Linked DNA regions of Homo sapiens: region 1 is linked to region 2. A link is an interaction called in ENCODE POLR2A ChIA-PET data of the cell type or tissue named here. Cell type or tissue: PC-3. All regions are shown on one strand. Each heading gives the region's core, and the rest is flanking DNA. Links, peaks and the distances in the headings are about the cores only.

Region 1 (2,813 bases), core at 296-2,795, 53 kb after region 2:
CACCATCAGCTCTCTAAGGGTGAGCTGTCACCTTCAGTACTAACCTTACAGTTCCTCAGGAGAGAAACAAAAAACAATCTTGTGGCCGAGTGCAGTGGCTCACGCCTATAATCCCAACACTTTGGGAAGCCGAGGTGAGAGGATTGCTTAAGCCCAGGAGTTGGAGAACAGCCTGGGCAACATAGTGAGACCTCATCTCTACAAAATAAAATAAAATAAAATAAAATAAAATAAAAAAATTAGCCAGGCACAGTGGTGTGCGCCTGTAGTCTCAGTTACTTGGGAAGCTGAGATGGGAAGATCAGTTGGGCCCAGGAGTTCAAAGCTGCAGTGAGCCGTGGTCTGTGCCACTGAACTCCAGCCTGGGCAACAGAACAAGACACTGTCAAAAACAAACAAAACAAAACAAAACAAAAAAACAAACAACAACAAAAAAACCTCAAGCTGCCAAGTCACACGTTCATTTGAAGGCAAACAAAATGTCTTTATCACCTATGTTTTGCAATGATCAAAAATCTTTGGATTGCTTCTATATTCACTTTTTGATTATAGCAAAGTATCCTACTTTGAAAACAAGATTCTTTCTGTATACATTTTATGTAAGATCCACAATATCAGAGGTTTTTCACAGAAACCTGCCTCCATGGCTATGTGTATGCCTCTACAGACGTGCACACAAGCTATACTAGTCTTATATAAGAATCTGAACATTTCTTTATGAGGGCTGGCCTCTGTTTCAAGCTTCTCATGTTATGTAAGTAGCCGCTTTGCCTGTCTTCCTGCAATGATTTCAGCTCTAAGCAGTATACTTCGCTCAGAAAAGTTTTTATTAGTTGTCTTCTTTCCCCACCCATTTTAAAGAACAAACTGACTCAGTTTTTTGATGGCAACACCACTGGGTGGGAGTGAACATGGGAGTGGGCAGGGTGGGAGAAAGGGAGGATGAGGAGGCGGAGGAGGTGGTGGGAGCCAAGAGCTGAATCACAGCCATGTGAGTAATCTTAGGCTTTTTTTTTTCTTCCTAAGGGTATGAATCAAATTAAGCTTATTTTGCTGTGGGTGAAGGAAGAGGAATATAATAGCGTGAATCAGAGCAATTATCAAATATGCGGCACTCACTAAAAATTAATTACAATCACTACTTTTTTTCACATGTCTGCCTGAAAATGCCAGAGAGCTTCTGTTATTAATCAATATAATCCTTGACAAAAATTCTTCAGACTTTGAACTCAATTATCACCCTCTTCCCTTTAAAAATTTCCTTTTACACATGAATTTCAGAAACAGGAATTCTTTCGGAGCTTCTGTGAGATAATCTTTGGCCCTTGGAGGTAAGTGTGAAAACAGCATGGATAATACTGGGTAGAGACCAGGTTATACACTATCTGGCCATGAGCACTGGAAGCAAAATACTGAATGTATAAAAACAATTGCTCAGAGAATGAGTTCAACCTCTCAAGAGCATTCCAATGGGAATGCTGCATGCAACAACACGCCCTCAGGGAAAAGTGGGCATTCCTTTCCTAATAGTTGGCAGTGAGAATAAAGTTGTCATACAGAACTTTTGAATTGCCTTAGGGTGAAATAAGCAGATCTTCACTAAGAGTAATATTAAGAAAAAGATGGATCAAAACATATAAAATCTGTTTTTCTGAATTTACATAGTTATTACCAGGTGTAAAATGGCTAAGGCGGAAGGCTTGGACAACTAAAATACTATTTTAACGGAGTCTATGCATTAGGAAGTCAAGAGGGCATATTTGAACTCTACTGAGATTCTGTTACATGTTTTACTACACAAATGAGCTAAAATACATTGTCTGCTTAGTTACCTACCCATGATTTTTTCCTTTATTAAACATAGGTATGGATATTCTTTAGATAAGCAAATGTTCTCTGTGAATTAGTACCCTTACAGAATATTCTACACCCAGGAGCTCAGAGAATAGAGTCTTTATCACATTGTCGGGTTTTCCAAAGTTCATTTCTATTTATATAACACTGTTTTTTGTGCTAGCATCTTTACTGGGGTCTCCAAATAAATTCAAGACCACTCTGAATAAGCCAAGGCTTTTACTTCTCTATTTCTATGTGTTCCTCAATTTGGAAATTTTAATCTGTAAGGATGAGCTCTTTAGGGATGATAATTTGTATGCCCAAGTTTGCATATCCCTAAGTCTGCCTATAGAACATTAACAATTTTGGAGACCTTAGTCAAAATATATTTACATAATCTACAAAGATATATCAATATTGGGTTCATATAAAATGGGCCAGATCTCTTTCTAGAACAGGTGACTTGGCTACCTCTACCCCCAACCCTCAGGTTCTCTACCATCCCACCTAAGCCAAGTTAATTGTATTGCAGTATTTGTCCTTCTACCCTTCAACTCAGTGCTCTCTCAACTAACTTCCTATGTAGTAGAAATAATACTCCCAAACCCAATTTTGTCACATCCTGACCAGCATCTATCGCAAGGGGCTGGCAGTTTCCAGAAATTTCCAGTTCATATTTTAGTTCTCTCTCGCTCTTTTTTTAAAAAATATTTCAAATAGCAATTGCAGGGGAAAATTCTCAGAGTTCCAGCCCTCTGAAGAAAAGAGTCCTCGGGCACTCTGTATGGGTTTTATCGGCTCCCAAAATGCCAGATGTTTGAGGCTGAAGGTCAGGGGCAGGGGGCAGGGGTTGCCATTCTGATATTTTATCTGGGGAGAATCAGAATTTTCAAAGGCATCATTGATGCTGAATATACATGAATTTAAGACTGTTTGGTCTCAGCATAGTCACTAACTATGCTGACATGACGTGGTTC
Region 2 (2,813 bases), core at 277-2,776:
GCTTTAAAAGAAACTTATAAAATATGTTTAAGACTTCAATTTTTTTAGTTTCTTCCCAGCTATGAGTTTGTTTGGAAAATAGGACCTTAAAGAGACAAACCAACACAACTGAGTCGTTGTAATATTGGAAAGGAGCACGAAGACTCCAAACATATCTTTTTTTTTTTTTTTTTTTTGAGACGGAGTCTCGCTTTGTTGCCCAAGCTGGAGTGCAGTGGCGTGATCTCGGCTCACTGCAAGCTCTGCCTCCTGGGTTCACGCCATTCTCCTGCCTCAGCCTCCCGAGTAGCTGGGACTACAGGCGCCCGCCACCACGCCCGGCTAATTTTTTGTATTTTTAGTAGAGACGGGGTTTCACCGTGTTCTCGATCTCCTGACCTCGTGATCCACCCGCCTGACTCTAAACATATCTTAAGCATGTGCAATGCAGACCAGAGAGAAAATTGCTTGTCAAATGACTATAGAGGGAATTTTTAAAGCCATAAATCTTCCAGCGAATGGCATCAGGATTTAATTTTTTTTTATTCCATTTTTGGCCGGGTGCAGTGGCTCACACCTGTAATCTCAGCACTTTGAGAGGCCCAGGCGGGTGGATCACCTGAGGTCAGGAGTTCAAGACCAGCCTGGCCAACATAGTGAAACCCCTTCTCTACTAAAAATTTAAAAATTAGCCGGGCATGGTGGTGGGTACCTGTAATCCCAGCTGCTCGGGAGGTTGAGGCAGGAGGATCGCTTGAACGCTGGAGGTGGAGGCTGCCGTGAGCTGAGATCACGCCACTGCATTCCAGCCTGGGCGACAGAGTGAGACTCCATCTCAAAAGAGAAAAAAAATCCATTTTTGCCTTTTCATTCAGGTCTTTTCTTAATATGATATACAACTTTGGAAACGCACACCATCAACTGGGATATATATGTTACAGGTTAAACATTTTCTTCAATTCTATGTTTAGTCTTGGAACTAATTAAAATGTGAATAGTGATTAATCATAGGCCATGTGTGGATCAGGCACTGAAAAGGCGGGTAAGAATATTTCTACAAGAGATGAAGTATAAGCCCAAACGGTAACTTTGGCCAAGAGCCATGTGAGCCACATAACAGGCATTAAGAAGTTACAAAAACTCCTCTTATAGAGCAGCAGAAAAATGTAGTTTGTGCAGTGTTTTAAAAAATGTCATCTTGAAATTTGAGTCTGGGCTTGTTCTCTTTAAAAATTTGAAAAACATGGATTTGAGAGGGTTTTCTTACATTTCTGATTCAGTCTCTTAAAACATATAATACTAGTTGTTAAAAAAAAAAGAATTATATTAACTTGGCCTGGCGTGGTGACTCATACCTGTAATCCCAGCACTTTGGGAGGCCAAGGTGGGTGGATCACTTGAGGCCAGGAGTTCGAGACCAGCCTGGCAAACAAGGTGAAACCTCATCTCTACTAAATATATATATATAAATTAGCAGGACTTTGTGGCGGGTGCCTGTAATCCCAGCTCCTCGGGAGGCTGAGGCAGGAGAATTGCTTGAACCCGGGAGGCGGAGGTTGCAGTGAGCTGAGATCGCACCACTGTACTCTAGCCTGGGTGACAGAGTGAGAGTCTGTCTCAAAAACAGAAAAAATAAGAATTATATTAACTTAGTAACAGCCATCCTGTAGAAAAGAACAACATGGGAATGAACTTTGCTTATTCCTTAATGTGAGAGCACAGACTTAGACTGAACTCCTTGAATCTGAGCTGAGCGTTCAAATGAGAAAAATCCAATTTGCAAAAAGTATGGTCACAGAGCTGTGCAACCATCACCATAATCATTTTTAGAACATTTTCATTATCTAATAAAGAAGCTCCATAACTATTAGTAGTCATTCCCCATTTCTCTTCACTCCGTTCTATCCTCTCCCCTCCAACCCCTAACCCCAGGCAGTCACTTGTCTAGTTTCCATTTCTATATATTTGTCCATTCTGTACAATTTTTTTACTCCTCCTGTCTGTGATTGTATATCCTTTGACCAACAATTCCCCCTACCCAGCAATCACCGAAGCCCCTGGTAACCACCATTCTACTCTCCTCTTCTGTGAGATCAGCTTTATTAGATGCCACATATGAGTGAGATCATGCAGTATTTATCTTCCTGTGCTTGGCTTATTTTACTTACATTATGTCTTCCAGTTTCATTCATGTTGTCACAAAAGGCATGTGTGCATGTGTGTGTGTGTATATATGTATATATAGACACATATATGTAGATATGTATATACATGTATGTGTATATGTATATACACATACATGTAGATATGTATATACACAGATATGTGTATATGTATATACACAGATATGTGTATATGCATATATGTGTACATATGTACATATACATATTTCACTCTTTTAATCCACTTATCTGTTGATGGGCACTTAGGGTGATTCCACGTCTTGGCTATTGTGAATGGTGGTAAACATGGGAGTGGAGATGTCTTTTTGACATACTGATATTATTTACTTAAGATATATACCCAGTGGTGGGATTGCTGGATCATATGGTAGTTCTCTTTTTAGTTTTTTGAGGAGCCTCAATGCTGTTTCTCATCAAGGCTGTACTAATTTACATTCACACCAACAGTGTGTAAGAGTTACTTTTTCTCCACATCCACACCAACACTTTTTGATAATAGTCTTTTTGATAATAGTCATTCTAACAGGTATGAAGCGATATCTCATTGTGGTTTTGATTTGCGTTTCACTAATGATTAGCAATGTTGAGCATTTTTTATATACCTGTTGGCCCCTTGTATATCTTCTTTACAGAGTCTCTATTCAGGTATTT

Evidence for each region. Peaks named below come from ENCODE experiments on the same cell type or tissue, not always from the same donor. Only the 100,000 strongest peaks of a DNase experiment are listed, where the experiment ranks them.
Region 1: POLR2A ChIA-PET joins it to region 2 with 10 read pairs; 10 of 35 experiments call an interaction of 5 or more read pairs at or near these places.

What each region holds. Positions count from the first base shown.
Region 1 is chrX:45,774,223-45,777,035 of GRCh38, forward strand. No RefSeq gene overlaps it. Among named protein-coding and RNA genes, the nearest start is that of MIR222HG, 5.4 kb to the left of the region's middle. In PC-3, for the core only: no CTCF peak of the experiment used is centred there; DNase peaks (open chromatin) are centred at 899 and 1,499; H3K4me3 peaks cover 2,180 bases; H3K27ac peaks cover 2,500 bases.
Region 2 is chrX:45,721,585-45,724,397 of GRCh38, forward strand. No RefSeq gene overlaps it. Among named protein-coding and RNA genes, the nearest start is that of MIR221, 23 kb to the right of the region's middle. In PC-3, for the core only: no CTCF peak of the experiment used is centred there; no DNase peak of the experiment used is centred there.